Regions from separate parts of the Homo sapiens genome. Here regions 2, 3 and 4 are each linked to region 1. The links are chromatin loops, found by intact Hi-C in ENCODE. Cell type or tissue: sigmoid colon. All regions are shown on one strand. Region 1 has its middle 47 kb from the start of FENDRR. Region 2 overlaps LINC00917 (long intergenic non-protein coding RNA 917). Region 3 has its middle 17 kb from the start of LINC02135. Region 4 has its middle 19 kb from the start of LINC00917.

Region 1 (8,000 bases):
TCCTTCCTTTCCAGGCATCCCAGCCTGCTGGCTTGGCTTCCTGGAGAATTGGAATATTCCACTTGGAACATCATCAGGGTCTCAGTGGCCAAAAAAGCCTGTAAGATACCAGAGTCCTAGTTAAGAAAGATTTTTCAAAACCCCATCGATCCTGCTCAAATGTAACCTGTGAAAGTGGAAATTTGTTCAGCTTTTTTGGAAGTTGATTTAGCAATATCTACCAAAACTGCAAGTATGAATAAACAGTGACTTGGCTTCCTCACTGCTAGGGATTTATAGAAAGGAAATAATTAAAGATGTGCGCAAAGAGATTCAACTCTAAGACGTTTTATGCAGTGATGTTTATCTGGATATCCAAAGCTAAGGGACTGAGCAAACACAATCCTAGCTCCTAGTCAGAGACTGGAAATGCAAGTGTCTTCTGCTTTGTGAAATGGAAATACACTTCTGCTCTATTGCTACACAAAAAATTATCGAAGTTGAGCCTAGCTTCACCACTTTTTCAGTGTGCATGCATGCACGTGCATGTGTGTGTGTGAGAAAGAGTGTGGGGTAAGAATACAGATTCTGCAATCAGGCTAGCTAAGTATAAACTACAACCCGATCACTCACTATGTGACTTTGAACAAGTTACTTCACCTCGGTTCAATAAAATGGGGATGTGGCAATGCAAACCTGATAGAACTGTGCAAAGAGAGAATAAGATAATAAACATAAAGCTTTAAGGAGAGTAAAGGCTAAATAAATGCAGCAAAACATGTTTCTAAAGACACAGCAAGGCCGGGCGCAGTGGCTCACACCTGCGATCCCAGCACTTTGGGAGGCCAGGGCAGGAGGATCATTTGAGACCAGGAGTTACAGACCAGCCTGGGCAACAGGACAAAACCCCATCTGTAAAAATAAAATGAAAAAATACAAACTTAGCTGAGCGTGGCGGTACACACCTGTAGCCCCAGCTACTTGAGAGGCTGAGGCAGGAGGATCACTTGAGCCTAGGAGGTCAAGGCTGCAGTGAGCCACTGTACTCCAGCCTGGGCAACAGAGTGAAATCCTGTCTCAAAACAGAAAAACAAAAAGGCACGTCAAAGACACGAATGAAGGACGTTTGAATATTTATAACATGTACCTCTGAATGCTGGGATTACTCAAAATCTCTTTTTCAACTTGCTTATCTGATTTTTCTAGCTATGTATGAACATGAAGAATATGCATCCTTGGATAACCGAGAGGATAAACACTCACATCGCTCAGATGCTTTAGCTCCGTGGGCAGTGTAGTGCTGGGCTCAATCAGCCGGGAAGAGGAAGCGGCTGTCGGGATGAAGTGAAAATGGCAGCTGTAAGGGACGGAGCCCCCGTGCTGGGCACAAGAACACCTGGCTCAGCGCCAGCGTGCTAAGCCTTGGGGTTGGTGCCAGGGTACAGTAGAAAGCAGAGTGGGCAAAGAAGTGAAGGGGGCACGTGGGCAGCCGCTTTCACATGCAGGCATTTCCTGGCACATCACACTCAGAGTCCAGCAGTGCCTTGAATATGATACCAGAGCAGTCTCCTGTGCAGGTCCCTGTGCTGGGAAGCAGCAGCTCAATGGTGTGAGCCTATCCCTCCGTCCTCACCCCTGGGCTCCTCCGCCAGCCGATAAAACAGGGCTCAGAGCATGAGTTGTGGATTCCAACGTGTCTGAGTTTGGGTCAGGCTCTGTCTCCTCCCGGCTATGTGACATTTGACAAGTGTCCTAACCTCTCTGAGCCTCAGTTTCATCATCTGAAAAATAGGAAAAATAGCGACAGTATCCTCATAGAGTCGATGTGAGAATTAAATCAATAATATCAATAGCCCAGCACTTTGGGAGGCCGAGGCAGGAGGATCACAAGGTCAGGAGATCGAGACCATCCTGGCTAACACAGTGAAACACTGTCTCTACTAAAAATCCAAAAAAAAAAAAAAAAAAAAAAATTAGCCGGGTGTGGTGAGCACCTGTAGTCCCAGCTACTCGGGCAGCTGAGGCAGGAGAATGGCATGAACCTGGGAGGCAGAGCTTGCAGTGAGCTAAGATCGCGCCACTGCACTCCAGCCTGGGTGACAGAGTGAGATTCCATCTCAAAAAAAAATGTCGTGTTTATTCTCAGAGGTCATGTGCCAGCTAAATCTACGGCGTTGGGGGCAGGGGGTCCTATTGCAATGAAAGACAGGGAAAATGGATGTGGGAATGGCCAGCAGGTTGCAGGTGACATTACATGGGTGTGGCTTTGCCAATGCTGAGACATGCAGGCCAACACCGGCAAGCAGTACACGGGCTTTGGGACTAGTAGAAGGACCATCAAAGAGCTTTCCAACCACAGGGCTCCTGCTAGAGGCGTAAGTCAGGAGGATGGGAAGTCAGATGAAGCAAAGTAAGGGGACCTTCGGGCAGGTTATAGTCCAGGGTGTTCCCCCAAAGGTAGCTATCTCAGGTCTTCCCCAGTTTCGGAGCTCTGTGGGATGTAACCATTTCCAACACCAGGAGAGGCTTCGAAGACCAGTTGGCCTGTGAAGTGGGCCTCTTTGGACGGGCAGTTTTCCTACAAAGGGAGGCTATTCTGGGCTGGGAACACACCAGAAGCAAGGGTTTGGCGGGGGGCCTGAGTGGGATCTGGCGGGGGCAGTCTCCTGGCCTGTGACTGGATTGTGAGTAATGGTGAACAACTTAGGGGACCTTCTGAAAGGTCCGTGGAAGCCATATTGCAGGGAGAGAGCAGAACTGAAGACTAAGGGAGATTTTAGCCCTCAGGTCACCAACTGATGGCTGAGTAGAGAGAGGAAGCCCACTGGTTTCTGACTTGGACTGCCTGTGCTACAGACCTAGCTCTTCCACTTCCTAGCCATGTGCTCTTGGGCAAGTGGATTAATGTCTCTGAATCTCAGCTTCCTCCTTCTATAAAAGTGGAGAAAAGAGCAGCATCTGCCCCTTTGGGTGTCAGTGAGCATGAATGAGGTCATGCATGCAAAGCTTGTGTCTTTGTGACTGGTAGGTAGGGAGTGCTCTCTGAATGATAGTTAGGGCTGTTATTTTTATGCTTTCATTTGAAATACCTGTATCATGTAACAAATCTTAGTGACCTTAGTGAGCCCCAAACTTAGTGATGTAAAACAGCCATTGCTTATTTAGCTCACAAATCTGTACTGTGGGCAGGGCTCAGCAAGAAGGTTCATCTCTACTCAAATGGGCATGAGCAGAGGTAGAATGCCTGGGGCTGGAGGGTCCACTTCCAAAATGGCACAGCACATGGCTGGCCAGTTGGTGCTGAATGTCAGCTGGGAGCCTTGGCTCCTCTAGGGCTTCCTCACCACAAGAAGGATAGGTTTTCAGAATGAGTGTTTCCAACAGGACCAGGCAGAAGTTGTGTGTCCTTTTGGTACCTGCTCTGGGAAGTCACATAGCTGCACTTTTGCCTGTAGTCATAGGCCCGCTGAGATTCAAGCAGAAGGAAACATACAGCTCCTCCTCCAGATGAGGCATTTTAAGAAGACCTTGGGATGGAAGATCTTGTTGCAGCTATTTTGGAAAATATAATCTGTCAAATACTAACAGAGAATCTGAAAATGAGAGGCAGACATTTGGACAAACCATAACCTCTCTTCTTTCTGGCCTCATACTGTGTAAGCTAGATGTCAAGATAATTCCCAAACAACCAAGCCTGTGTCCCTATTTGGGAAATGGTGAAGAAGAATCAATCCCCCCCAACCCCTGGCAAGTAGGCTTAAGCCACACTTACCAAATCATTAGTGGGTACAGTTGCTAACCAGCCAAGGTCTTCAATAAATAATTCCACAGACTGTATGAACACATGGACTGTTTATCTCACATTTTCAGAAATGGTCTATCTTATAAGCCAAATACACCAAAACCCAAAGATGGAAGATCAACCTCTTTAAGTAAACATTGCTGGGTGCAGAATTGCTCCCTAGAAGTCATCAAGGATGGCATAAAGCAGAAAGACAATAACAAGGGGATGAATTGCTCTCAGATTTTTATTCCTGATTAGACCTGCTTTCCTGCTTGCTATCATCCAAAATATATGCAGGCCCCTGGCTTGAAGCGTTGGGTGCTCATGAGTTTCACAGCCACGGCAAAGGCAGGCTTTTAAAGAGAAGACACCCAGAGTAACTTTGAAATAAAAGCTAGGGTTGGGCAGCCCCTTGGGGGTCCCAGGCTGTGTGCTCCTTTTAATGTGTGCGGATGCAGGGGCCCTGGGGCCCCTCCCTTGCGTGTGGCCTGGTCGATTAAGCCCCAGGAAGTGCTCACGGTCTTTCCCAGCAGCCTTCCAGCTCCATAAAACCGCTGTTATGATGAACTTGATCATGAGTCAACCAAGGGCCTCCATCTCTCCTGCACTCCCTCCGTTTGGCCCCTTGGAGCAGGTGTTTGCTGAGCCTGAGGTCTTTCTGCTTACATAACCTTTGTTCCATTTGGATGGATGAAAAATCTCCCTGAGGTTTATTGTAAACAGTCTTAGGTTCGCCCAAACACAGAAGACGAAAGGTCACCAGATTATTCATGCACGTCTCTCCTCCCCACTTAGCCCTCCCCACCCCCACCGGCTGCTGCCACGTCCCCCACGAGGTCCCATGCCCAACCTCTCCACCAGGCCATCAGTGTGCAGGGCCTGGTGATGGGGGTTCAGGGCCAACTTGGCAGCCATGATGCTGTTCCATGCCCTGCTCAGCAGCCATTTTGGCTGGATCTCCGTGAGGAAGGGCTGGGGGTGGGGAGCAGAGGAAGTTTCTTGACCAGCTGCCATGGATAGAAGCTTGCTCACGGAAAGACTGTCTTTTATGATGCCAGAAACAGGGCTGAGAACTCACGGTGAGGGGCCAGCAAGTTTCAAGGAAAGGAGGGAGGGAGGGCCTGCCTGCCCAACAGGCAGCTGCCGTCCGCATAACACTGTCCATGCTTACCTCCAGAATGTGGTGCATGCAGGGCATTTTACCCACATTTGATATCGTGTTCGCGGGCCCATTTTACAGATGAGAAGCTGAGGCTGGGGCTCAGCGAGGAAGACTAGTCTTTACTCCACTGGGTGTCAGCTGAGGCGGCTTTAATGGAGGCTGGAGGACCCACCTCCAAGATGGCTCAGTACATGCTGGTGGGTTAGGGCCGGCTGTCAGCCAGGAGCTGAGCCCAGGTGGAAGCTGGAAGCCTGGGTTATATTCTCAAAAGAGCTTTCTGTGGCTCCCCATTTAGAAATGTATAAGGGAGGGCTTTGTTTGTTACAGTGACTGGGGGCCCCAGTGAGTTACCTACACACCTATATGCAGGACTCCCTGGGCCAAGATGCCATTAAGAAAGACTGCTGGGTAAGTCACTAGCAGGGTGGCTCTCAGGGTCCAGACCTGCAGCAATGGCGTCACTTGGGAACTTGCTGGGAACTCAGACCCTCAGTTGTCACCCCAGACATCATGAAACCCCAGGGGTGAGGGATGTGGGGGGTGAAGTGGAGGAAGGCCCAGCATCTGTGTTTGCCAGCATCCTCTGGTGCTGCTGACGCAGTCACGTTTGTCATTTGCTGCCTTAGGCTGAGATCGGTCACCCTCAACCCACAGACGCAGGGGCCAGCAGCATCAGTCCATGGAGGATTGGGCTGCCTTTCCCACAGAGTGGCTCCAGGCAGCAGCTGGGAGGGCTGGAAGGGTGAGCTCCCCACCTCCTCTCCTCCTTCGCCCTGTGGGTCTTTGGGATTTAGTTTGGACCCTGCCCAGACCCAGAAAATGGTCAAGACATGTTTTAAGACTTCTCTTGGGCTTTGGTTAAACCAAGAGGGCAATGTGGATGGGGCTCAGGGCCCCCATGTGTGCACCCTGAAGGTACAGGGCTGGCCCAGGGTTAATACTGGGACCGTCGTTCTGGTGGCCTGCATGGCTACAGTGGGAGGGCCAGACTGGACCGCCAAGGATGGCTTAGAGGGGCAGCCCCAGAGAGGGCAGAGGCAGATTCTTAAAGGGATACAGACTCTTTACCCACTGCTGGGCAGCTTGCCCCACAAAGATGACAGTAATGGTGGTGGTGATAATGTTGGTGATGGTGATGATGGTGGTGGTGGTGGTGATGGTGATGATGGTGGTGGTGGTGATGGTGATGATGGTGGTGGTGGTGAAAATGGTGATAGTGATGGTGGTGATGGTGCTGGCGGTGGTGATGGTGATGATGGTGATGGTGCTGGTGCTGGTGATGACGATGATGGTGATAGTGGTGATGGTGATGATGATGATGGTTGTGGTGGTGGTGATAATGATGATGGTGATGGTAATGATGGTGATGGTGGTGGTGATGGTGATGGTGGTGATGGTGATGGTAATGATGGTGATGGTGGTGGTGATGGTAATGATGGTGATGGTGGTGATGGTGATGGTGGTGGTGGTGGTGATGATGATGATGGTGATGGTGGTGGTGATGGTGATGATGGTGATGGTGGTGCTGGTGGTAACAATGATAATGATCGTGGTGATGGTGATGGTGGTGGTGATAATGGTGGTAGTGATGGTGATGATGGTGGTGGTGGTGATAATGGTGATGGTGATGATGATGATGTTGGTAGTGATGGTGATGATGATGTTGATGGTGGCAATGATGATGATGATGATGGTGGTGTTGACAGTGACAGTGATGATGATAGTGGTTGGTCTCACTCTCATTATATAATGTGCAGGCCCTGCAGGAGCTGAACTCCACTTTTGCACTCAGTCCTATCAAGGGTGAGCCTCCTTCCTCACTTCCCTAAAGGAGTAGAGGGCAGCATCATTCTTTACCTGCCTTCCATCATTTTAGATAGTCAAACACAAATGGTCCCAAGGGTGCCTCTGATTTAGCCCCTACCCCAGCACCTTCACGTCGAATCCTCCATTACCACCCCCAAATTACTTCCTGGGATGGCTGGTTGCTTGGAATATGCCCAGACCAGGGTGACCTAGGTCTTTGCTCATCCTACATAACAGCTTTGATAAACACAGGAAATGCGGTTTTGTTTCCAGACATCACTACTCAAGACTGACGGGTGGGACATGCTCCTTCCAGGAAAAGGCCCTGAACCCAGCCTCAAAATTGACCTCCCTGGATCCCAATGCCGGTGGGACCCCTGAGGCCATCCTAAGTCCAAACCCCACCTCCCTAGGAAGGAAACTCCCGGGCTTGTGGCGGGGCTCTCCAACACTCTTCAGGGGGCAATGATATCACACTCTGAGGACACTATCACACAAGTGATGGAGGCATCACCCACTTCTGTTCTCCATTTGGAAATGCCAAGTCATTCTCAAAGGAGGAGGGGAACAGCCACAAGCATTGGTGTGGGGACGTCCATGAGCCTGATAGGTCAAATCCTAGCACTGCCAGTCAGAGTCATATGACACTCAACGAGTTGCTATGCCTCAGCTTCTGCACACATCCAAAGAAAGTAATAATAGTTCTTGGAGAACCGTTGTGGGAATTAAATGAGGGGCATATGGTGACTTCTAATCATGATGCACTGAATGAATGCTGTTTGCACAGATGGATGAATGAATGGGTGGATGGTGGGTGAGTGAATGGATAAATGAGTGGGTGGGTGTGTGGATGGATGAATGGATGGGTGGATGGAATGGTGGATGGGCAGGTGGGTGGGTGGATGAGTGAATGGATAAATGGGTGGGTGGGTGTGTGGATGGATGAATGAAAGGGTAGATGGAATAGTGGGGGGCAGGTGGGTGGGTGGGTGAGTGAATGGATGAATGGGTGGGTGGGTGTGTGAATGGATGAATGAATGGGTAGATGAAACGGTGGATGGGCAGGTGAGTGAGTGCATGGATGGGTAGATAGATGGGTGGGTGAATGTATGGATGGGTGAACAAATGGATTAGTGATTCAGCCTCTGCCCTTAACAAGTTCAGACCTTCAAGAAAGCACCTCTGCCTGTGCAGCTCCCTTTCCCTGGAGTGTCCTCTCATCCCTCCTTCTTTTTATCCACCTAGAAATTGCCAGGTTCTGAGTCTCCC
Region 2 (8,000 bases), 120 kb before region 1:
TCCTCATCCCCACGCAGAGGGGGTTCAGCCTCCTCATCCCCACGCAGAGAGGGCTCAGCCTCCTCATCCCCACGCAGAGAGGGCTCAGCCTCCTCATCCCCACGCAGAGGGGGTTCAGCCTCCTCATCCCCACGCAGAGGGGGTTCAGCCTCCTCATCCCCACGCAGAGGGGGTTCAGCCTCCTCATCCCCACGCAGAGAGGGCTCAGCCTCCTCATCCGCACGCAGAGAGGGCTCAGCCTCCTCAGTCCCACGCAGAGAGGGTTCAGCCCCTTGATCCCTACGCAGAGAGGGTTCAGCCTCCTCATCCCCACGCAGAGAGGGTTCAGCCTCCTCATCCCCACGCAGAGAGGGCTCAGCCTCCTCATCCCCACGCAGAGGGGGCTCAGCCTCCTCATCCCCACGCAGAGGGGGTTCAGCCTGGGCTGCAGGAAGCAAACCCCTGACCCGCTGCAGGCTGACCCCAGACACTGAAGGTTGTGCGGGCCTTAAGGCCGTGCTGGGAGATTCAGGGGGTGACACCCGGGGGCTCATTTCCTGAGCTAGGAGATGCAGGGGCGGGGAGTGGGGCACAGCGCTGCCAGCAGAGGCTGAGACGCACCTGAGAGGGGAGGAAGCTTCCGCTCTTCTGGCCTCCCGGATCCGCCAGGGCTCCTGCTGCTCCCACTTCCGCCACCCAGGAGGGCCAGGCCGCCGTCTTGAGTTTCCCTCCAGCCTGGCCTAGGGACGACTCTTCTTCAGTGCCGCCTTCTCCACCGAGTCCTCGCATATTAAGATTCCAGAAGGTTCTGATCTCCTGGTGCTTCAGTGTAAACGAGTGTGTTTGGGGATAGCTGTGGGAAGTCAGGGCTGAGAAAGGAGAAACACTCAGCTCCCCACACACGTTTGTCCCAGGAAACAATAGCCCTCCGTCCCCGCCCACCTGGCCTGTGGGGATCCACTCATTCTTTCACAGATATCCAGGACTGGGTTAGGGAGCCTGGTGGTGGCAGGAGGCCGCCCTCCAGCTCGCTGGCTGCCGTGTGGAAGTCCTTTCTCCTCGGATTCTGATCTAGGGACGGCCCACAAGCTCCTGGCGAGGATGAACTGAGTTCAGTGATGTCAAGCTCGGCACAGTGCCTGTCCACAATGAGCCCAATAATTTTTAGCTATTGTCACGTCGACGGTACCACCCACCTGGATGCCACTCACCTGGACACCATTCACCTGGGTGATGCCCCTCACCTGGACACCACTCACCTGGGTGCCACCACCTGGACACCACTTACCTGGATGCCACTCACCTGGACACCATTCACCTGGGTGATGCCACTCACCTGGACACCATTCACCTGGCTGTCACTCACCTGGGCACCACTCGCCTGGGTGCCACCACCTGGACCCCACTTACCTGGATGTGACTCACTTGGGCACCACTCAACTGGGTGCCACTCACCTGGGTGTTATGCACCTGGACAATGCTAGTCACGTGGATGCCACTCGCCTGGGTGTCACTCACCTGAATGCTACTCACCTGGGTGCCATTTACCTGGATGATGTCACTCACCTGGATGTCGTCACTCACCTGGATGTCACCTAGGTGCCACTTACCTGGATGATATCACTCACCTGGATGCCACTCACCCAGGTGTCACCTGGATAATGCCACTCACCCGAATGCCACTCACCTGGGTGCCACTCACCTGGAAGCTACTCACCTGGATGATGCCACTCACACAGACGCCACTAACCTGAATGTCACTCACCTAGGTGTCACTCACCTGGATGCTACTCACCTGGGTGCCACTCAACTGGGATGTCACTCACCTGGGTGCCACCCACCTGAACACCACTCACCTGGGTGTGTGAGAACAGTGGAAGTTCCTGGAACATAGTTGGCATTCATCCTTCCCAATGCTTGCTCTAGACGAGGAAGCCATGATGTTTGCTCTTCCATTCCCTCCCTCCTCTGAGTCCCCCTCCTCCCCAACCCCATCTCCTTTCTCCTTACCTCATACACAGCCAGCCCTTACATGGTTATTTCTTCATGTCATCTGCCACCTCTGGGCAGCCAGGCTCCCCCAGACTCAAGCCCTGCAAAGAGAGGGTAGGACCTGAACCACCTCACCTGGCACAGCCCACCTGTCCCAGCATGGGCTTCAGACACCAGACCTCATGGGACCCACAGCTCCCTCTGCCCCTCTGGCATTCAGCCCCCAAGAGGTGGCAGCGCTCCTACTTATACACCAGGTGCCCTTTCCCACATGCCAATGGGCAGTGCTTGGAACCGCTCAGCAGGGAGGCTGCTGGCTGCCCCCAGTCTTCCAGGCCTCCAGACATTCTTCCTGAGCTTGCCCAGGTGGGTTTTGGGTGGGAGTCCATTCATTCATTCATTTAATGATGACAAATATTCTCTACTTTAATGAGGAGAGTGAAAATACACAGTTGAGGACCAACAGACAAAAACAAAAAAACCCAAAATAGTTGCTCTGGAGAGTGGCACTGGGCATGGGGAGGAGTAAAGCAGGAAGCCGGTGTTTTCATTTTCTTCCCAACTTTTATTTTAGGTTCAGAGGGTGCATGTGCAGGTTTGTTATGTGGGTGAAGTGCATGTCGCAGGGGGCTGGTGTGCGATTATTTCTTCACCCAGGTAATCAGCATAGTACCTGCTAGGCAGTGTGTCCATCCTCACCCTCCTCCTACCCGCCACCCTTGAGGAGGCCCAGTGTCTGTTGTTCCCCTCTGTGGGTCCATATGTTCTCATCATTAACTCCCGCTTATACGTGAGAACATGCTGTATTTAATTTTCCGTTCCTGTGTTACTTTGCTGAGGCTAATGGCCTCCACCTGCACCCGTGTTGCAGCAAAGGACATGATCTCATTCTTGTTATGGTGGCATAGTATTCCACAGTGCGTGTATACCACATTTTCTGTAGTCTACTGTCAATAGGCGTTTAGGTTGATTCCACGTCTTTGTTATTGTCAATAGTGCCACGATGAACACACACATGCATGTGTGTCTATTCCTGTCTATACCCAGTGATGGAATTGCTGGTTCACATGGAAGTTCTGAGTTCTCTGAGAAATCTCCAAACTGCTTTCCACAGCGGCTGCACTAATTTACATTCCCATCGACAGTGTGTTTTCCATGAAAGGCTGTTGAGGATTATTTGATCTTTCTTAACCACGTGCATTTATTAGATCAGGAAAAAGAATAGTACAAATGGGATTACGCCACTCCCCACTGAGTCCCCTCCAATGACCCTGGGGCTCACAGAGCAGATCTCCGGTCCTCCTTGTGGACTCTGAGCCATGCTGGCCTGGCCCCACCTCCCTCTCCAGCCTCTGCTGCAGCCACACTCCACTTGAAGGCCTGCCACAGGGCCTTCAAATATGCTATTCCCTCCCAGGTGCTCTTTTCCCAGCTATCACTGTAGCCAGCTCCTCACCTTCAGGTCTCAGATTAAACTTCATCAGACCTTCCAATTCTAATGATCTGTTTGTGTGGTTATTTGACCATTTCCCCAGTAGACTCTAAGCTTCCGGAGGGCAGGGCCATGTCTGCTCACCCATGGGTGAATACCTGCCCCCAGCACTGCCCTGGCTCATGTGGAGTCTCTGCATATTTTTGGACATAACAAACAACGTAGTAGTGATCTAGCCCCTGCGACAAGACGTTTAGAAGCCTCTCTCCCATGGAGCACTGGTGCCTTCCCATTAGCCAAGATGTCGGCACAATCACTGTCCTGTTTCTTAGGCCTCACCAGGGAGGCCTCTGCGCAGTGATGTGGGATCAGGGAACTTGGCCTGAGCATAGGCTTGAACAGATGTGAGGGAAAGGGAGAAACAGTGTCTCCCGCAAAGCATCTCCCTAATATCCTGACACGGGGCTTAAATTCCACCATAAAAATCACTCCTCGGGACTCTGGAAAGGCACCAGTGGAAGACAAATGAGATTGAAGGAGATAATGCCTGTGGCAGTGAAATACACGGCGGCATAAAAAAAAAACAAGGTCTCGAATGTTCTTGCAGTGGAGTGGTGGTTTCGCCCCATCCAGCTGGTGTCATGGCAGACCTGGTTTCTGTGGGGCTCCTACCTGCCCCCAGGCTGGGCTCTCCCATCCGGGAGAGCGGCGCGCCCCTCGTCCTCACCACCAGGGGGCGCAGGGGAGCCCCATCTCAGCACCTGCAGAGTGCACAGGTTGGGGGCACAAGCCCAGCTCCCACTTGGGTTTCATCCCCAACACCTGGAAAACTTAAGGAAACTTCACACACACACACACACACACACACACACACACACACACACACACACCTGCAGATTCTTTAACCCCCGTCCCAGAGAATCTGGTATGGAGTGGACCCTGGGAATTTAGTGGTTGTGTTGGTTTTTTAAACAAGTGCCTTGATTGCAACTGATGTAGCCAGGTCCGTGAACCGTGCGTGAGTTCACTACAAACCGACTTTGCCCTAAAACCGCACAAAGGAAATTAGCCACAGTCATCCCTGATCATGAGGGGAATGAGAACAAAGGAAAAAGGAACCTAGATGAGTCATTCTTTTCTCTAATTTTCCACTGGCCATGCCCCCAAGTTCCCCGGCCACTGTGGACACACAGGGAGCGCGGGCGCCAGGACGGAGCCAGGGCTTAGTTGTCCTGCTGTGATGAGAACAGGCAATGTGAGGTTAACAAAGGTAAAGAGGCTGGAGGGAAAGAAGTCGTTAGTGCTGTCTGTGGATGCCCAAGACGCACATTTTAATTTTTCCACTTTTTCTGTGCTGGTTTCTTACCTCAGGTGCAGACGGCCAACAAACGGCAGCCCTCGGCTGCTGGTGCACCATTTTCGTCCCTGGCCCGACGGAACCCCTCTCTCGTTTTATTTCTCCAGCCCCCTCCTGAGGGTTTCCTACTCCCATTCCTTCTCTGCCTGTGGGCAACGGTTCCAACGGGTCTAAAGGGTGCTCTTAGTGTGGAAACAATTTGCATAAATGGTCTTGTGTTAGATATTTCGTTCTATTTTTCTCCCCTCCCCACCCCACCCCAACCCTCAGCAAGGTATTAAGACACACCCACTGTATTGGGTCCATATGCACTGTCCCTAGCTGGCACCCCTCACTCCATGGGGGGCGCCCCACGCTGTACTGTCCACTGTCCCAGTGGTAAGCTCCTCAGCTCTCACCATCATAAACGACACCATGAGGGACATGGAGGCACATGTCCCTTATGGATGTGTGAGAATTCCACTAGCTGCTCACCCAGGATGGGATGGAACTGGGCTGTAGGGTGTGTTAATCAGATTAACTACAACTAGTCAGACTTTTATGCCCTAATTGTAAGAGAAAAGATTAGTTTAGTAAATGCAAGTATCCCATGACGCAAATGCTTTTGGGCCCCAAAGGGCAGCACAGAGCCTTCAAAACTGGACACAATCCCTTCTGACTATTCCTCTCTGTGCATGTCGGAAATAGAGAGCACCGTTCTTGTCCTTCACACTTTAGTTTCTGCTCAAATATCTAAAATCAAGGTGAAGAAACCCTCTCTGTGAGCAAATATGGAAGAGGATTTGGGGATCCCCAGGGGGTGAGCTGGAACCACAGCATCGGTCTCATCTGGGAGTTTGCTAGAAATCCACAGCCCAGACCCCAATCAATCAGAAACTGCAGAGGTGGGGCCCGGAAGTCCATGTTTGAACAAGTCTCTGGGGGACTCTCAGACATGTTGAAGTTTGGCGATAAATAAGGGCAAGCCTAGTTGATATCTAGGTAGGAGATATACATCAGGGGTGTCCTCTTTTGGCTTCTCTGGCTGGGCCACATGGAAAGGAGAAGAATTGTCTTGGGCCATACCTAAAATACACTAACACTCACCATAGCTGATGAGCTAAAAAAAGAAAATGACAAAAAATTTCATAATGTTTTAAGAAAGTTTAGGAATTTCTGTTGGGCCACATTCAAAGCTCTCCTTGGCCACATGTGGCCCTAGAGCCTTGGGTTGGACAAGCTTGATATAGGTGGATCAATAGATACAGATTGACTGATTGAATGAAGCTGGTTTTGGCAAATCGTAGAACACAGAAGCACAAGCTTGAAATTCCCCTCAGAGAGCATTTGGTGGTCTGACCCCCAGAATCTTCCTGGAAAAGAAGCCAGGAGCACTTAGCAGTTGGGACTGAGGTACCAGCCGTCTGCTTCAAGCAGAAGATCTCAACTGTTTTCTATTTTACAAAGGACACATCTTGGGAAGGTTTCCTTAGAAAATAAGGTCCCAGGATGAGATGAGCTAAAAACTCCTAACCCATTCCAGTCTCTCCTCATTTTACAGACAAGGAAACTAAAGCCCAGAGAGACAAACTGCTTCCCTGAAGGTCACACAGCTATTCCTGGCAGAGGCAGGCAGACTGAGTTCATCTGGATCCAGGGCTTCCTGTGTGCGCTGCACCAGCCCTACGTGAGTATAAGAAGGTTCTGGATGGGCTCTCGGAGCCGTCGAGACAATCCCATGCCGGGCAGCCTGATTTGAGCCCCCCAAGGTCCCGGAGCGAGCTTGCTGGGGCCTGCTCAGTCCTCCCCACTTTGGAGCCCACCCCCCATCAGAAACACGGAAAGCCAAGCTGGCACACAGCTGGCGGCTTCAGGTTCCCGGCCAAGTTCATTTTGACATTACAAGACAAAAAGCACAGCATGTTGCGATGGGACTGGCCGTTACTGCGGTGCCATTCAACAGGGTTTACGATTTTCCTGGAGCCTCTCGGCCGGGTGATGCCAGAGAGTAAGCCAGAAAAAGAAAATTCCTAGGTGACGTAAATGCAGTCACGACGCTTGCGAGGGGCATGCACTTTTCCTGCCCCGGGAAGGGGTGGGGTGCGGGGAACGGAGCCATTTTAGATCCAAATAGAGAAAGAGAAAACGAAAAAAAAAAAAAAACCCTGTGCTGTGTATTCATTTCATTGCATAAGATCCTTGTTCACTCACTGGCTTTGTTTTCCAACCAAATGCCTTTGACTTAATAAATGCTCTGGGCAATTAGCAGACAGGGGGCCCCCCATGAAATCATCAGAGCTGAGATCACTCGAGAGGGTATCAGACAGTCAGGACATTAATTGCATTATTTTATTTCCAGATAAAAGTTATTTTGGTGGAGCCAGGCTTGCCAGAGAAGAAGCTGATAAGATCAGATGCCGTCTCTCACTGCCAGATATCCTATTAGGGGTCTCAGCAGACAGGGGATTGGGTGACAGTCCAGATCTGCATGGACAGCAGGAGTTTGTTTCAGGCCAGAGGAAAAGCCCAGGGTGCCTGAGGAGTTCCCTTATGCCATGGAGAAGCAAAGTGGGCTATGCAGGCCCTCTGGGGGCTTTAGATAAAGCGAGTACGCTTCTGATGGCCCTAGCCACAGCAATGGCTTTCACAGGAAAGAAAAAAAAATTCTCTTCTCTTTCTTTTTCAAGAGAGGGACTCTTGGTTCCTTAGTAAACATAGATGCCTGGACTCGGTGCGCAGCCTAAGGTCTCTCTCTCTTGGCAGTGGCCCAAAACGCTCTCCCAAGCAAAAGGGAAAAGAAGACAGAGGGGGGTTGGGGATTGTGTCAGGTAGTGAGCTGTTTCCTGGAGAAGCCTGCGTCTGGTTCCAGAGGGAAGTGAGTTTCTAAGAGAAGGCATCTGTAGGAATTTTGCCCATCAGCCGTGACACCAGCACTGCTGTTGGAGGGATGAACAGCTCATGACAAAGTCCTGTCTCCTCTCTCCCCTTCCCCGTGTCTGTGCAATATCATTAGAACTGGCAGACCCTTATTAAAAACAGTTGGCCACTGAGAGGCTATATCCTGTGTGAGACAGAAGCCCAGATGGTAGGTGGTCTTACTTTTGGGGTGGGGTGTTCCAGGTGGTAACAGCCTCGAGGGCGGGAGGACCATGCCGCCTGTTTCTTGGCATCCGTAGGTGGTTCCTGCCTCCTTCCCTTTGGCAGGTGTGTGGGAAGGATTGAGTGTGAAGGGATGCTCACAAGCACTGAGAAGATGGCCTG
Region 3 (8,000 bases), 160 kb before region 1:
CTGGGAGCAAAGTTAAGTTGCATTTTTTAAGGGAATTTTTTTTCTCTCCATAAATTTATCCTCTCTTATGACTCAACCAAGACACACAGAGTCACAATTACTTAACACTGAGACGCTAGTTTGTTTTTCTATGTTTTGTTGAAAGGACACAATGAACAGTCATGGACAGACCTCACCAGAGCATCACACAGACCTGGGTGTGACTCCTGGCCTCACCATATACTAGGTCTGTGATTTGGGTAGGTTGCTTGACGGTCCCTCACTAGAAAAATGGGACCAGAATAGGACTTGGCCCTATACAGTGGGGGCCCATTAGAGATGAGGGTGCAGATATCCCCGCATGGACTCTGCCCCAGAGCAGGCTTTATGGACTGGTGCCTGTCATCTTCTTCATTCTCATCTCCAGTTGAAGGCCATGTGGCAACAGAGTTGAACACGCAGAAGACAGAGCTCAGTGGCCTGGGTTCAAATCCCAGCTCTGCCCTTTGTCAGCTGTGTGACTTGGGGTGGATTACTTAACCTCTCTGTGTGTCTTGGTTGGCTTCCTCATCTGCAGTACTGGGATAATAATGGCTGTGAAGATCAAACTCATTCATAAATGCAAGGTTTGTCTTGCATTTACTGGCCAACTGGCTCATAGCTAGTTGGTCATTATTGCCATTACAGGGAGAGCTGCTATTCTGGAGTGTTTGATTTAAAATTATTTAAAAATATTTATTGCACACAAAATAGCCCAGCAGACATGAAAACAATAAAAAGAAAAAGAAAACTAAAAACTTCCATCTTATTTTAAGATATTTTTGTAATATGTTGATGTTTTCGTGGCTTTAACATCAGCTATTCTTGTCATCATTTTAGGGAGAATGTTTATTTTCTAAGCCCTCGATTTAAACTCATTTAAAAATATTTATTGCACAAACAATAGTGTGTAAAAACTCCTGATAATTTAAAAAATCCGTTCTAATAAATCTTGTTTTAAGGTGTTTTTGGAATTTGCAGAAGTTTTTGTATCTTTTGCCACAAAATAGCTTCTGGAGCTGTTCATGTGGACAAATACCAGCTTAGAAAATATGCTGCGTGTGGCTTGGGCTGGGCTGTTCTCTTCTGCGTGGGACACCTCGCACCCATGCCCTGGGCACCGCAGATGATTGGGTGTCCATCTGTGAGTCCGTGACAGTGTTGCGTGGACTCAGAAACTCAACATTACAGCATCACTTCAGGATTTTGGTTTTCAATGTCATGTATTCTCAAGCCTTTATTCCTCCTTCTCTCCTGGGATAGTGATGACCTGTAATCGTCACTTGCTCAGAATTGATCATTCACGAAATATTTAAATGAAAAGTGATTGCAAAACCTCAATTACTTTTGCACCGACCTAATCATTGGCTGCCGCGGGCTCTGTGGGACCACATCTACGAATGTATCGTTCATGGCCGTTGTTCCTTGTGGAATGTGACCCTGTGCAGGCAGGGATTTGATCTTTTGTGTACGGCAACATCCTCTGTGCTAGGACACAGCGGGGGAACTTAGGAGGAGCTCCACAAATAATCGTGAATTTATGAATGCAACAACAAAAGAATGAAGACTGAAATAAACCTTATGAATAGGGTACTTTCTGTGAGTTTTTTACAGAGTACCTTTTTGGCTAGAACATTTCTTAAGAGTTTTTTTTTTTTAACTCGAAGTAATCTGGAATTTAATTTACTTAAAGTAATATATATGTATATTATTGTATACATATGTATACAAAATATATATGTATATATTAATATAAATGTAATAGGTATTGGGGCAACATTTTATATTTTTAAGTGATTTTACATCCATGTTCATCTCCTTTAAAACCCCATGTGCTAAGTACAGCAAATAGGATTTTGTTTCCCCGACGTCCAGGCTGAGTGCAGCCAGATGGGATGACTTGACAAAGTCACAAACGCTGACAAATCCCGGCGGGGGAGTTGTGGCTTCCTCCAAAGGAAGGTAGGTCTGTGTTTGTCAATTGATCAGCTCAGCGGTGGCCCTGAGTGAGGCCGTGAGGAAAGTAACTCCGTAGTTTTAATTCTGATGATTACTTCCTGAAAAAGGACCCTGCAATGGTGGGTCCAACCTCCTCCTTCCCTCCGTCTCTGCCAGTCGCTCGGTCTCTGTCTGTGCTCCCCTCCAGCTGCCTGTCCCTCCCCCTCAATGGGGGCTTAGGGGCCCAGCTCACCACTCACGCTCCCACAACGTCCAGCGTCCATGCCTGCAGCCTGTTTCCTGGGAATTTCAGTCCATGTGGAGCAAGAGGCCAGTCTCCTGCTCTGAGCCCAGGAGGGCACGTCCTCCGCCAGCTCTCAGCACTGGCTCTGCTTCCTGTTTACTTCTGCAAGTAGCTGCGATTGTGGGGTCTGCAGCCAGCCCTGTGGTCCGAAGCCAGCCAGGCTCAAGGGGTTATCATCCTATCAGCCGAGATAGGCTGGCGGGCTCTGCCATCTGTCAACTGTCTTCTGATGTAATTGAAAGTTCTCTGTCCTGGAATGTCATCTTATTAGGTGGATCAGGCCTTGACGTGTTAACTGGAGAGTTTCTGCAGGGCTCAGCTAGTTATTTTATTTTTTCAAAATTAAGAGGCATACAGTCTTTTAAAAATCTCATAACAAGTTCTTATGAAAATTTTCCAAAAAATCATCAGAGCGTAAAGAAAAAAGGAATGGTCACCCAAAACCTCATCACTCCAAAATAATATGCTGGTAACGTTTCATTAAACCTCTGTCTATGCAAATTATATCCAGAGAGATTCATGCGTATGTTTCAAAAATGGAATCAGATTTCCCATGCTGCTGTTGACCTGCTTTTCTTTTTGATGCCACAATATGGCACGGATGTGTCTCCATGTCAATAAATACAGATTTACATCATCTATAAATAGTTGTATAGCATTCTCCAGGTGTGGCATTTAGACTTTTTCTTTTTTTTTTCTTTTTTTTTGCTATGATATGTTATAAACACCACCACAATGAACATGTTTTGCACATTTGTGTAAATATTTCCTTGGGATCGACGCCTAGAGTTGGGGTAACTGGAGCATGGGGCATTCACACGTACAGTGACCATCTGAGCAAACTACAAGCAAGGAAGTGCCAATTTTCCTCACACAAACAATCTACACTGGGTCCCAGTTCTCAGCCCTGCATCATACCAAGTGCCCAATTCTTTCACTTAGCTACTTCCAGCAGTAGAAAGTAGCATCTCATTGTTGCTCTTTGGTCTTTAAAAAATTACATTGCACATATTTATCAGGCATTTATGCACCTGTGAACTAGCCCAGCTACTTAAAATTAGATCCTCATGCTGCAAGAGCTTTAATGGTCAACAGATCCAACCCCACTCCCAAACCTCCATCCACCCACCATCCACATACTTGGATCATCTCAACTGTTTCTCTCCAAAGACCTGGCCTTGCCTCTGGTCTGTTTGAACACTCCCATCCACGGGAGCTCATCGCTGCCTGAGATGGTCCACTGTGTTCCCAGCTCTAATTTATTAACCTATAAAAGCCAGTACATATGGAATAACCATGCTGGGCCAGGAACGACGGGAAGCCCTTTGCTGAACAGTGTCTCCAGCCTCAAACAGTGCTGAAAACATGTATCGCTATTTCCTTCTTTGTTCCATCAGGGTCGCGAGATGCAGAGAGGTTAAGTAACTTGCCAAGGGTCACACAGCTTTAAAGGAGCAGAACAAATAATTGAATGTGAGGAAACCGTGCACCACTTGAAAGGCTCACAGAGGAAACTTTAAGCTGGTGAGAGATCTAACAAAAATAAAATAATTTCTCAAAGTACAGATTTCTTTAAAGACTTCCTATCCTTCAGGCACTTTATCTTCAGCTGCCCAAGGATACAGAGCAACTATCAGACACCCATGGGGTCTGGGCTTTGTGTGAGATCTGTGCTAGTCTCTGCAGCTACCAGAAGGCAAGAAGGCCTGGCCTCGAAGATGTTCCAGTAGACTCGGGTGTCACCGGCCCATGTGCTTATGGCTCACAGATTACCAGGCCAAAAAAAAAAAAAAAAAGCCTACCTTAATTGATAGAGGTCTCAGATTAGTTCAAAGCATTCACCTCTATTTTTTCCAACTGGGTCTGGTTTCAGAGATTAGATTTTCTAGGTGCAGAAATGCCCTTAGGCAAGTCAGAGGCCCAATTTGCAATGACCCCACTCGGCCCTCCTATCCTAATGTCCTGCCACTTGAAAACATCATTTTCGGAGTGTCCCATCCTCAGGGCTCTGGAAGAAAGGCTCTGGCATCAGTCATTCACACTTTAGTATGAATCAGCCCAATAATTTAAATAGCTGGACTCTATGATGAACACATGAATTTTTTTAAGTGGGTTCATTTATTCATGAGATGGATGTCTGTGATTTGGACAGGAGGCTTCTCAGCTTCCCTCAAATTAATCCTTAAATTTCATCTCACCCTCCCTTTCTGTACAACTTACCTTTCTTGAGCACCGATCTGTCCTTCGGATAAACAGGTAACAAGCTATGGGCTGCTTCTCACCTGTGGAAGGTTAGGCCACAGAAATGAAATCTTTCGTTAGGTTTCAAAGCAAAACACACAAAACTCAACCAAAAGAAAAAAAGGGGGGCGGGGCGGGGGGGACACAACGATGCCTTTTAATGTAAAGAACCTGCCCTGTGGTCCGAATCTTTCTCATCATGAGTCCAGCGTGCAAGGGAGGATGAAGGTGCTGCATGGGCTTCCTCTGGGGCTGGGGACTGCTGGCTGGGAGCCACCGCAGCTTGCAAACTAAATTTAAAAGCTTGCACCCCAAGACCCTTGAGCAAAGGTTACTCGAGGTCTATTCCGGGTTCAGGCGGAAAAAAGAAGCTTGACTTGGCAAGGAAATGCCTTGTGACGAGGCGCTTGGCTGACCAGGGGCATGGAGGAAAGCTGGGACTCGCTGCGTTTTCTTTTGGCATTTACAGCCCTGAAAAATGATTGCAGCTTCCTCTGGCCGCAGAGCTGGAGCCTGAAGAGGTGACCTTTAAGGGGAGTCTGTTTACTGCAGCCGCAGGCCCAGGGCCCTTGCGTGAGCTCCACGAAGTCTGCGCCGGGCCTTGGCACTGACCCTGCGGGGCCTGCAACCCAAACTCACCGGTTTCTGGGAGCTGGTGAGGGGCTGCGCTGGGGCTGGGGCGAGGCCCCGGCCGTGTGGGGAGACCAGGGGAGCCTCCACGCTGGGCGCCCGGGCAGGGAGCGTGGGGGCGGGCGGGCTCACTGCTTGCTCCCGGGAACATCCTGCGGGGCAGGTCTGCCTGACCGGCCACCCCATCCTCGGACGCTGAAAACTGTCCTGCAGCCAACTTCAGCCTCTCTTGGCTCTGCAGACAAAACGAGGCGATTCGCCTGCATGGGGTACTCCTCTCTCCTTGTGGGCCCTGCCACAAATCGGATACGGATCTCCATCCCCCGGACTTTCACACCGAGTTACACAGAGGAGAAAATGGGGATAAAAGTTAAACTGAGAAGCATTCAGAACTCACCCTATAACCGTCTGAAACGAAACCATCCACATAGTTTACGGCAGACAAGGAAACTATAATCCGATTTCTCCACTTGGATCTTAAATGTGAAATAAATAAGCACATGTAATGGTATCTGCTATTTTTCAAGAGCATGAATAAAACTTGAAGACTTGGATTTAACTTTTTAAAGATGGTTTTGAAACCTTTCTAACTGAAAACAGGATCACTACTCATTTTCTCTTTCTACCCTCATTCAACACTCTTTTCTTTTAGAGAGACAGTGTTTTTTTAGAATGCTTTGGTTTCTGTTAGGAACATAATACACTTTCTTTGGGGAAAATGTAGGAGACAATGAAAAGAAAAATAACAGTGACATGAAATTTCACCACTCAGAATTAACCTTGGTTAACATTGCAGTAGATTTCAACCTGTTTTAAAATATATATATGTGTGTGTGTGTGTATGTATATATATGTGTATATATGCATATATATGTGTGTGTATTTGTGTGTAAATAAGTGTATATAGGTGTGTACATGTGTATATGTGTGTATATGTGGGTGTGTACACGTGTATGTGTGTGCAGATATGTGTTTATGTGTGTGTATGTATGTACGTGTGTATGCATGTGCATATGTGGGTGTGTGTATATGTATGTGTATATGTGGGGAGTGTATGTGTGTATGTTTGTATGTATATGTGTAAATTTGTGTGTGTATGTAGATATGTGTGTGTGTGTCTGTGTGTTTTCTACAATGCATCCTTTATAAAACCAGTATCAGGAATTTATATTGTGCTGTTCTCACCTGTCAATATGTCATAAATACTTTGCCAAGTCATTAAAGTTTCCTTATAAACATCATTTTGATGATTGCCTAATACACCGACCTGTGGATGTGCCATAGTTTCCTCCACTATTCTCCCATTATAAAAAATGTTTTAAAGTGTACGAACTTCCTTTCCCAGTGGGGGAAAATGGAATCGCTGGTCTGATCTGGAATGGTTATTTGTGATTTCCTGAAGTTAGGTCAAAAACCATTAGACATTTTTTGTTAACCCAAGTACCTACTTCCTGGCGGATTCCAAACATTGACCTGATGAAGACCAGGGGAGGGGAGCACCTAGACCTTTGCCTTGGGAGAAGCGAGGTGGGCCCGGAGCTGACTCTAGGACGATGTCCTTGTGTGAAGGTGGCAAGCCAAGTCACCCCTCAAGGGAGGAAGGAATTGGGGCCCCTGTTCTTAGGTGTTTATGAATCATGAGCTCCACTGAGAACAAGATGACAGGAAGCCATGGAGCCTGTCTAGAAGAGTCTGTTCCCAGAGTCCACACAAAATTTCAGGGGTTCTCAACCCTTGACCCCTTATGGAGGCCTTTTGAGATCTCCAGGACCCAGGGTTTAATTACTGGGGACCCTCTGTGACCAGCTCCAAAAGCATCCCTGGATTCCTTTAGTCCATAACTCTGGGAAGATCATAAAACACTTTTTTTTTTGAGCACTGAATGTTAACATTTAACAGAGAAAACTTTTGTTTTTGCAGAAGTTGAGAAACTATAAAATTCTTCCTGAAACCTGAGACTTCGAGCATATCACCAAGGCAAGAGTTACAAAAAAGTGAAACTTTTAGGTAATTTTATGAGTTTTGCAAATCTGCCACAAGCATATGTTTAGCACCCTCAGAAGAATTCCAAAAGGAGTATTGCTTCAGCCTGTCAAGAACTAAAATAGTTACACATGTTTATTCCATGTGGTTTGATGTATTATAAGCTATTTGATGGAATTAGGAATGACATGGTTCCTTTTACTCTCCATAAAAACATTAGTGCAGCATGTCCTCTGATACTTGTGGTCTTGAGCTGTTCATTTGTTTCTTCATTCCTTTCGAATGTAATGTTGCATTTTAGTGTTCAGGCTCTGTGGGCGGCACACTGGCTCACCACACACTTGTGTGTGACGTGGGAAAATTTACCAAGCTCCCCAAAGCCTCAGTTTCTTCATCTACACAATGGGGCACCTGCCTCATGGAACTCTTGTGAACATTAAAGGAAATAAGACATGTAAACCACTTAGCACATGGGCTGACATGCGAAGAACATTCTCTGCCTTAATTAGGATTATTTGTTAGTTCTCACCCGAACATCCAGAGATGCAAACAGAAGGTCGAAATAAAGATCAGTGCCTGAAGGCTTCAGGAAGAGTGGGTGAAATAATGACCACATTTGCATTACTAAAAGTTTGGGGCTAATTATGCTACAATTTCCTATTATACGTTGAATGAGTTGTCCAGAAGAGAGACAGAAAAAACAAACAAACAAACAAACAAATGAGAAACCATCCACATTCACATATACGAGACAGTTAAAAATTGGGGGGTAGAAACTTTCTCAAGATGGGTTTCACAAAGCACTAGTCCCATCAGATGCCCCTTGAAGGAATGTCAAGGAGTTTCTCTGGAGAGATCAGTTTGGGAATGTTGCTCACTCTTCCCT
Region 4 (8,000 bases), 97 kb before region 1:
CAATAAAGGAAAACATGGAAATCGACAGCATAGAAGAAAACTTTCCCTTCTCACCAGTAATCCAAGTCACACACGTAATAAACACAGAACGGTATTTTTTTCATTGATTAGTTTGGCAAATACTTTTTTCAATGTTAATACACAATGTCGGAGAGGAGAATAGAAATTGTTGCACGTTTTACATGTTTCCAGAGGCCATGAGAGTAATTTGTAGATTTTGATCCAGGAACTTTATTTCTAGGAATTTATTAGGGAAAAAACCATAAATGTGAAAATTGATTTGCATACAAAGATGTTCATTGCAGCAAAAGTCATTGGAAATAACCCAGAGTATTTCTGAGACAATGTCCTCCCTGTTGCTACCTCTATTTATCCATCCCCACTTCCCCCATCTTCTGTGTGCTTTGCTTCTGGTGACCTGCACCTGTGACTCTCTTTGAAGTCCTGTTCTTGAGCTATAGGGGCTGCTTCACTCGTAGATGCACAGGAGGCTCCTCGGACCTTGAGACCCTCCTGAGTGGCCCTGGCCAGTGACTGACGAGGGCAGGGCCAATAAAGCCCCAGCTGCCTTAAGAACAATGAGCAATGCTGCCGAAAAAGGCTCCGGCTGGGACCGTGCCTGAAATGGCAACTGCTCAGCTTGTCCTTCTCTGTCCTGCTTCCACTGCTCCCTCACTCATCTCTCTGGGAAGTCTTTCTTCCTTGATAAGCCACCCACATGTGGATCCTTATATCATGGTCTGCCTCTACAGAACTGATTTTAGACTGTTTAAACTAAGCAATGCCAGTGGTAATCAGATGTTCTTTCTTTGGTCACCAACTGTCCCCTAACGTGGTTGAAGTCTATAGAAAGCCATCTAAAGCACCCTGAGGATGACACAGTGGTTTGTATTTAGAGGCAATGCTGTGAATAAAACATTTATTTTCAGACTGGTGAATTACTTTGCTTCTGTAGTCTACCCTTTAAATATCTGACTCTTTTCTTTTTTTGTTTGAGACAGGGTCTTGCTCTGTCACCCAGGCTGGAGTGCAGTGGCGCAATCTCAGCTCACAGCAGCCTCAACCTCCTGGGCTCAAGCGATTCTCCCACCTCAGTCTCCCAAGTAGCTGGGACTACAGACATGTGCCACCATGCCCAGCTAATTTTTTAATTCTTTTTGTAGAGATGGGGTCTTGCTATGTTGCCCTGGCTGGTCTCAAACTCCTGGGCTCAAGCAGCCCTCCTGCCTTAGCCTCCCAGATTGCTGGGATTACAGGTGTGAGCCACCATACCCAGCCTGTCCATTTTCAAAACAATTCTCAGCTTGCTTCACATCGCTGAAATTATTGATTATCCACACAACATTTATTCTTCCCTTATTTCTTATTAACAGAGCCAAGTTTTAATGGGCATCTAAAAAACTACATTTCCCAATCTCCCTTGCAAATAGGTATAATCATGTGACGCCATTAGAGCCAACTGGCTGTACGCATCATTGCCCCTAGAGTCAAACAGAATCTGTTCATTTGACCTTCACTTACTCCCGTCTTTCCACCTGGAGCAGGGATGGGCTGGTGGAGATGTCGCCACCATCTTGACACCATGAGGTAACAATAAAAGAAAGTTAGAGAAAATGGAAAAGATCTCGACTCTGACAGCGTTGTATTGAACCAATGCTATTTACTGCAGCCTTAGGATTTCTCAGCACTTGAGAAAAAAAAAACTCGTACCAACTGTGTTCAAGCCACCAACTGGTGGGGGTGGGGTGAGGTCGGGGGGTTCTGTTAGTGGCACCCAAATGTGATTCTTTGATATACTCCATCACATCAAGGGAAGGTTCTGATGGCCAACTTTCCAGAACAGACCCTTTTTTGGGCTTTTTATGCACCCACAAAACCCACTTTCAGAAATGCCATTCTTCCTCTAATCAGACAAAGAATGTTCCAGCTTCCTAGGGACCCACAGGCTGTTGGAAGAATTCCATGTCTCTCTCTGTCATCAGCATGCTCCAGCCCCTGCCTGGAAGGGTCTGAAATGACAGCCTTTAACTCACCACGCTGGTGAGGAAACATTCCCTGTCTACCACATGTAATCCCAGCAGGAAGACGAAAACTGGCATCCAACGTGGCCTGTGTACTCAGAGAAAAAGAATTTATAGGAAACAGAATCTACCTCTTGCTCAACCCCTAGAACAAAAACCCAGTGCTTAATCAGATTATTATAGCAAATATGCCACAACAGGGACTCGTTAAATGAATTTGGATACCTTTCTATGATGGAAAACTATTCATTTACAATGAGGCCATAAAATACTTAATGCATGTTAAAATGTTCACAGCATATTGAGTGGGATGAAGGGTTACAAATAGCCATGTAGAATACAGATTTTAAGTACACACAATATACAAAACAGAAAAAAAGTACTAAAAGGGAGTTGTATTCAACATTTAATAGGCATTTTTCTTTAGCGGGATTATACGTGATACCTACCTTCATTGTTTGTTGCCTGGATAAAAGAAAGAACAACGTGATCAGTAAGCTGTAACCCTCTGTATTTTGTACTCAGATTAATGGATCTGATTTCAGTTGTAAAGAGGTCAGCTGGGTCCCTGGCAAATTTTATCTTCCACCATTATCCAAACAAAATTGGCTAAATATACTTTTAACAACAGGGCTCTATGGGTGCCACATGTCCACCCCCACCCCACCCCACCCACCACCTTTTTTTTGGGAAAATCCCCGTTTGCAGAAGGTTTTCATCCTGACACGCTCAGTAAAAACATAACTGGACACGGCTGCTTGCTCATCAATCCAACTGGCTCCTCTAAGCCATTCAGAAGAGTGGTTTTTACTTCTTCAGCTCAAACCATTAGGGAAGCATTTATAGAGCACCAGATGTTTGCTTCCTCTGAGGGTATCCAGAAAGTCCTCAAGGCTGCTGGCTTCTTTTTTGCTCCTGCAGGGAAGAAAACTAACTTCCAAGGAGGAGAAGGAGGACTGAGGGCAAACTCACGATGATCATAAGTAGGATCTTTCCAAAAAGTTCCAGAACTATCTGAAAACGATGCCCATGCATCTCAATAAATCAGAGTCTCTTTTAATGAGACTGGCAGCCCTGTGCCTATTTTTAAAAGTTTATGACCCTGAATTTGCGAGGAAAAGCAGCCAGGCATTGCCCGGAGCTGTGCAGAGCGAAGCATTTTAAGTTTCCATCTCACTCCTGAGAGGCAATCCATCATGATAAGGAGGGGCAGGGAGGGAAGGAGCTGAGCTCCCTGCAGCCTCCCGCCTGGCGTAGCTGTTTAAGTGGCAGGCACTGCAAGCCCAGTCCATTAACCAAAAAAGGGTGCTGCGCCTGAGCTATTTCTAGCTCCCTGCCAAGGCTCAGAGAGGCACAGACCTGTGGATTCCTGCACAGTGAAGTGTCCCGCCTGGCATCATCTGACATAGGCTTTCTCCCCCGACACCAAGAGCTGGAACAACCTTGTTCAGAGAAACACAAATAAGTACAAGAACGGCCTTATTGGGTCTCGTTATTAGGTATGAGTCTCCTGTGGCTGCTGTAACCACCAAAAACCAAGGGAGCTCCAAACGATAGAAATGTATTCTCTCCCGGTTCTGGAGAGCAGAAGTCTCAAATCAGGGTGTGGGCAGAGCTGTGCTCCCTCTGGACGCCTTTTCCCTCTTCCAGCATCTGTTGGCTGCTGGCGCCCCTTGGCACGTGGTGCATCGCTCCAGTCTGGGCTCTGTCTTCCTGGCATGCTCTCCTGGTCTTCTCTCTGTGTGTCTCTGATCTTCGGGTTTAGTGGCTGCCTGGATAACCTGGGATGATCTCATCTTGAGATTCTTAATTTCATTACATCTGCAAAGACTCTTTATCCAAATAAGGTCAGCTTCACGGGTTCTAGGTTTAGGACATGGAGGTATCTTTCTGGAGGCTGCCATTCTCTCCACTATATCCAAACAGGTGTCCATCTCTTTCCAGGAAGCACTCCAACTCATAATTCCAGGGCATGACCCAGTGATCCCAAGTTCAGCCACCCACCCACCCCCAGGTGACATCATCCACACCTCCGGGTACCAGTGGCAGCCTCTCCACTCTTGCCCTCAGAGTCCCTGGGTCCCACAGATTCGCATGAGTCTTAGACCCGTTAAGAGCAGGGACTCTGAAGTCAGCCTTCAGTTCCAGTCCTGGTTCTACCATTTATGTTACCTGGGCCTCAGTTTCTTCCTCTGTAAAGTAGGCATAATCAGAGTGCCTATTCCCTAGGACTATTGTGAAAATTTAAAAAGCTGCTATTCATAAAAAACAGGGCCGGCACCCACTCAATAAATGCGGCCTTGAACTTGAATTCTTCCATGTCTTGATTTGGGGTTCTAGATTCTCGACCTTTCAACATCAAGTCTAAGAGAGCTAGCCCGTGCTCCTTGGTGGATCAAAGATGGGTTCATGTTCCAGAGCAACAACATCTCAAACCACTGAAATCCACAGAGCCCTTCGTTCCAATGTATTTCCACAACACCGCATACATCAAGCAGATAAACAGAGGCGTAGCTGTGGCAGCAGCTGCTGTGGGGAGGGTGCGGCAGAGCCTGGACCTCCCAAGAGGCTTTTCTGTCCGTAGGCAGCTGGGTGCCAGGGTCCACGGCCTGTTGAGGTGAAGCAGGCCAGGAGGGGGCCTTCACAGTTTATTCTGCCACAGAGCAGCAATTATTTCTTATTTCCTTGCCCCATCTTTCCTCAAATATTCCAAGTCCATGTAGAAAGCCCACCTTAGCTCACAAACCATCAAGAAAAGTAAAGGCGAAGGAACTAGACAGAGAAAGATTTCACATATTTGTTTTTTTGAAAAACCCCACATGTTCATTGTAGGAAATTTGGAAACCACAGTCAAGCACTTAAACTGAAACAAAAATCAGACGCGGCAGTGATGGTTCAGTCGCCTCCGTCCCGCCTTCCGCAAATAACCTCAGCGTGTCTGTAAAGTCAAAGGTTGTTATTATTTACACTTGAATTTACTTCAAATGGTCATAGTTTTTCTAGATCACCAAATAAAACGCTTAATTTTTAAATCATGACACACGTACTTCCTCGTAAACTGTTTGTCCTATAATTATGTTTTGCAAACACTTCTGACAACTTTAAATATTTTTTTCTTTCTTTTAGAGGAGAGGCAGGGGTCTCGCTATGTTGCCTAGGCTGGTCTCAAACTCCTGGCCTCAAGTGATCCACCCACCTTGGCTTCCCAAAGGGCTGAGATTACAGGCGTGAGCCACCACGCCCAGCTAAATATTTTAAGAACATAATTTCTCACCATACAAAGCATTTACTTGCGGATATGGCCCATCCTTTATTTGCCCAATTACTGTTTACTAGTTATTTATGTAATTGCCATTTTTAGGACACACACACACACACACACACACACACATTTAATGTTGTAATAAATCTATCTATCTCTCTATCTGTAAATATTTGCAGAACCTCTGAGTATTTCCTTTGAACCAATTCCTACAAATATGATTATTTTTGAAGACATGCACTTTTTAAGGCATTTGATACCCTTTGCCAAATTGCCCTCCAAAAAGATTGTAACAATTTACAATTTTACCAGCAATATATGATAAGAGTACTTTTCTCAAACGTTTCCTATTGAATACTGTAATTTTTAAAAACTTAGCCAATTTGGCAGACAAAAAAGAAAGAACATCTGTGTCTCTGTGTGTTTTCTTGTTATTGTAGATGATTAGTTTTCTATGTTAGTTGGCCAGTGGGATTTCTTCTTTTATAAATTGCTTGATAATACTTTTTGCCCTTCACCTCTTAGGGTGATCGACTTTATCTTCCTGATTTTCAAGGGTCATCTGCATTTTAAGGACAGTGATTTGCCTTATCCCTTCATTACAATAGGTCTCTTAGCCTTCCAAAGGCCAATGAGAAAGTTAGACCATCTTTCAAGGATGTTGGTAACATTTTCCCCAATTTGTTGTTTACTTTCTAATTTTGTGATGGATTCATAAAAGGATTTTACATAGTCCAATATGTTAATCTTTTTCTTTATGATTTCTTTCTCTACCTATAAAATTCAAAAGGTATGCAAAATCCACTTTTTCCCACCTGAGGTGGAAAAATCTAGTAAAGATTAAGACTGAGTAAAACCACGTTAATCCAGGAATGAAATAAATGAATGAGATAACATCATAACCCATGCTAGAAAAAGAAAGTTCAACTTGGCTTTTAGATTCCAGTTGAGTTCAGGCTTTGTGTTTTGTTTATTAACTCTCTTTTCCTGAATAATGAATCTATGTTTAAAAAATGCCTTCTCAGATTTGCTTGGTACGGCAGCTGAAATTGTTATTCTAATGTAACAAGGGATTTCTTTCCTCTCCTCCCTCCTAATCAGGGTATCTCTTTAAGCATATCCACATGGAGGTTTTCATAGCTCAGTCCCAGATAAAGGAAAGAAACACATAACTGCTTAAATCCTTAAACTGCTTTCCCGTAATTGGGAATCAGAGGCCAAATGCCCTGACACATTTGGGCGATAGTCTTCGCCTTATAGGGGTCTTGCTTAAGCTCTTTGTAAAGTGGGTGCCAAAATCACCTTATTGTACTAGGATCCCAGCTACAACCTCATGCCCTTACTCCCAAGGGCTCGGTTTCCAGGTTAAGGTGCTGCACATCTGCTCCCCTTTTCCAGGGAGTGTTTCCAGGGAGTGAGACTGTGTTTACATTTGTAGAGACTCATTTATCACTAAACGCTGAACCTCTTCCAGGTCAGTGCGTAACACACGTGCATGCTCTCAAATCACCGGGGACTTTGTGAAAATGCAGATTTCCAGGCTGCATCTCTGATGATGCTGCTTCAAAGGGGCTCGGGGGAGCACAGGCATCTGCATTTTCAACAGTACCCTCACGAGCTGCTGCTGCTGCTGGTTCATGCGCTACCTTTTGAGAACTCCCTTCCCAGGCCAAACCCTTCATCTCAGAGTGGAGGAGAAGTCAACCAAAAGTGGGAAAATCTGCTTTTAGATTCTCGCCCCAAGAATCCGAGGCCAAATCCAGGCTTGTTGTCTGGATTCTAATTTCCAACCCAACCCTCCCAGGACCCTGCCTTCATGTGGGAAATCCTCCGAATCCCACCCTGCATTGCTGCAGAGTGTCCGATTTTCCCAAATTCTTCGTTCGTGGGTCCCCGTCCAGAACGGCCATGGCGTCAGGTGGTATATTGGCCTCCTGTGTCTGCTGCAACAGAAATGTATTCTCCCAGTTCTGGAGGCCGGAAGTCCAAAGTCAGGGTGCCAGCAGGGCAGAGCCCCCTCTGAAGGCTTGTCAACTTCTGGCTGTTGGTGGCAGTCCCCGGCTTTCCTTGGCTCGCAGCTTTACGACCTCCGTGTCTGCCTCCATCATCACCAGCCTCCCTGCTGTCAGTCTCCTGACTTTCTCCTCTGTGTGTCTCTGCCTGTCCCTCTCCTCTTCTTCTATGCACACCAGTCATTGAACTAGGGCCCTCCTGGCCCCGGTATAACCTCATCTCAACTAACGACACCTGCAAAGACCCTGTTTCCGAATGAAGTCACATTCTGAGGTTCTGAGAAGGACATGGATTTTGGGGACCCTATTCAACCAAATATATGTGGTTAGAGAAGTGTCCAATGCTAGAGGGAATGATCTGAGGGCCCGTCCTCACCCGGAGAGCTCCTTCAAAACACACATGCCCGTGACTGCCAGACTCCCTGCACTAGAATGCCTGGGTGTGGGCACTGCATGTGGGCTATAAACATGTTTCCTTGGGGATTATAATATAAAGCTGTGACCCCTCCCCCTCCACACGTAAGAAGGAGTTGTCACTGGGGGCAGCTGCAGAGCCAGGAGCTATAATTCTCAGCCCCCTGGGCTCTGGGACAAGCTGTCATGGTGGCATGAGCGGATGTCAAGGGAGTCACCTCCCGTCAAAGGCTGAGAAGAGGGCGTGTCTGCTTTGCTCTCCTTTTTCCCAACCACCAGTTGGATGATAAA

What was found. A loop is a pair of places that touch in the nucleus more often than their neighbours do. Peaks named below come from ENCODE experiments on the same cell type or tissue, not always from the same donor. Only the 100,000 strongest peaks of a DNase experiment are listed, where the experiment ranks them.
Region 2: it touches region 1 in a loop (5-fold over the local background); 3 of 110 quality-filtered maps call a loop at or near these places.
Region 3: a loop joins it to region 1, with 5 times the contacts of the local background. A loop is called at or near these places in 2 of 110 quality-filtered maps.
Region 4: it touches region 1 in a loop (7-fold over the local background); 3 of 110 quality-filtered maps call a loop at or near these places.

What each region holds. Positions count from the first base shown.
Region 1 is chr16:86,458,043-86,466,042 of GRCh38, forward strand. No RefSeq gene overlaps it. Among named protein-coding and RNA genes, the nearest start is that of FENDRR, 47 kb to the right of the region's middle. In sigmoid colon, a CTCF peak has its summit at 4,395; DNase peaks (open chromatin) are centred at 9, 1,429, 4,399 and 4,689; H3K27ac peaks cover 4,421 bases.
Region 2 is chr16:86,336,761-86,344,760 of GRCh38, forward strand. It overlaps LINC00917 (long intergenic non-protein coding RNA 917), which reads right to left. Exons shown (of 7, transcript NR_024406.1): 2 at 1,990-2,072; 3 at 922-1,901; 4 at 601-832. Among named protein-coding and RNA genes, the nearest start is that of LINC00917, 4.9 kb to the right of the region's middle. RefSeq lists a silencer at 463-757 and an enhancer at 582-1,513. In sigmoid colon, CTCF peaks have their summits at 4,107 (motif pointing right) and 4,308; DNase peaks (open chromatin) are centred at 4,111, 4,531, 6,771, 7,531 and 2 weaker places; H3K4me3 peaks cover 905 bases; H3K27ac peaks cover 1,604 bases.
Region 3 is chr16:86,298,963-86,306,962 of GRCh38, forward strand. No RefSeq gene overlaps it. Among named protein-coding and RNA genes, the nearest start is that of LINC02135, 17 kb to the left of the region's middle. RefSeq lists enhancers at 1-2, 2,207-2,758 and a silencer at 2,061-2,355. In sigmoid colon, no CTCF peak of the experiment used is centred here; DNase peaks (open chromatin) are centred at 1,929, 2,299, 4,949, 5,329 and 1 weaker place; H3K4me3 peaks cover 1,792 bases; H3K27ac peaks cover 5,015 bases.
Region 4 is chr16:86,361,161-86,369,160 of GRCh38, forward strand. No RefSeq gene overlaps it. Among named protein-coding and RNA genes, the nearest start is that of LINC00917, 19 kb to the left of the region's middle. RefSeq lists an enhancer at 7,012-7,181. In sigmoid colon, no CTCF peak of the experiment used is centred here; DNase peaks (open chromatin) are centred at 2,061, 3,301, 3,691, 6,741 and 1 weaker place; H3K4me3 peaks cover 544 bases; H3K27ac peaks cover 1,355 bases.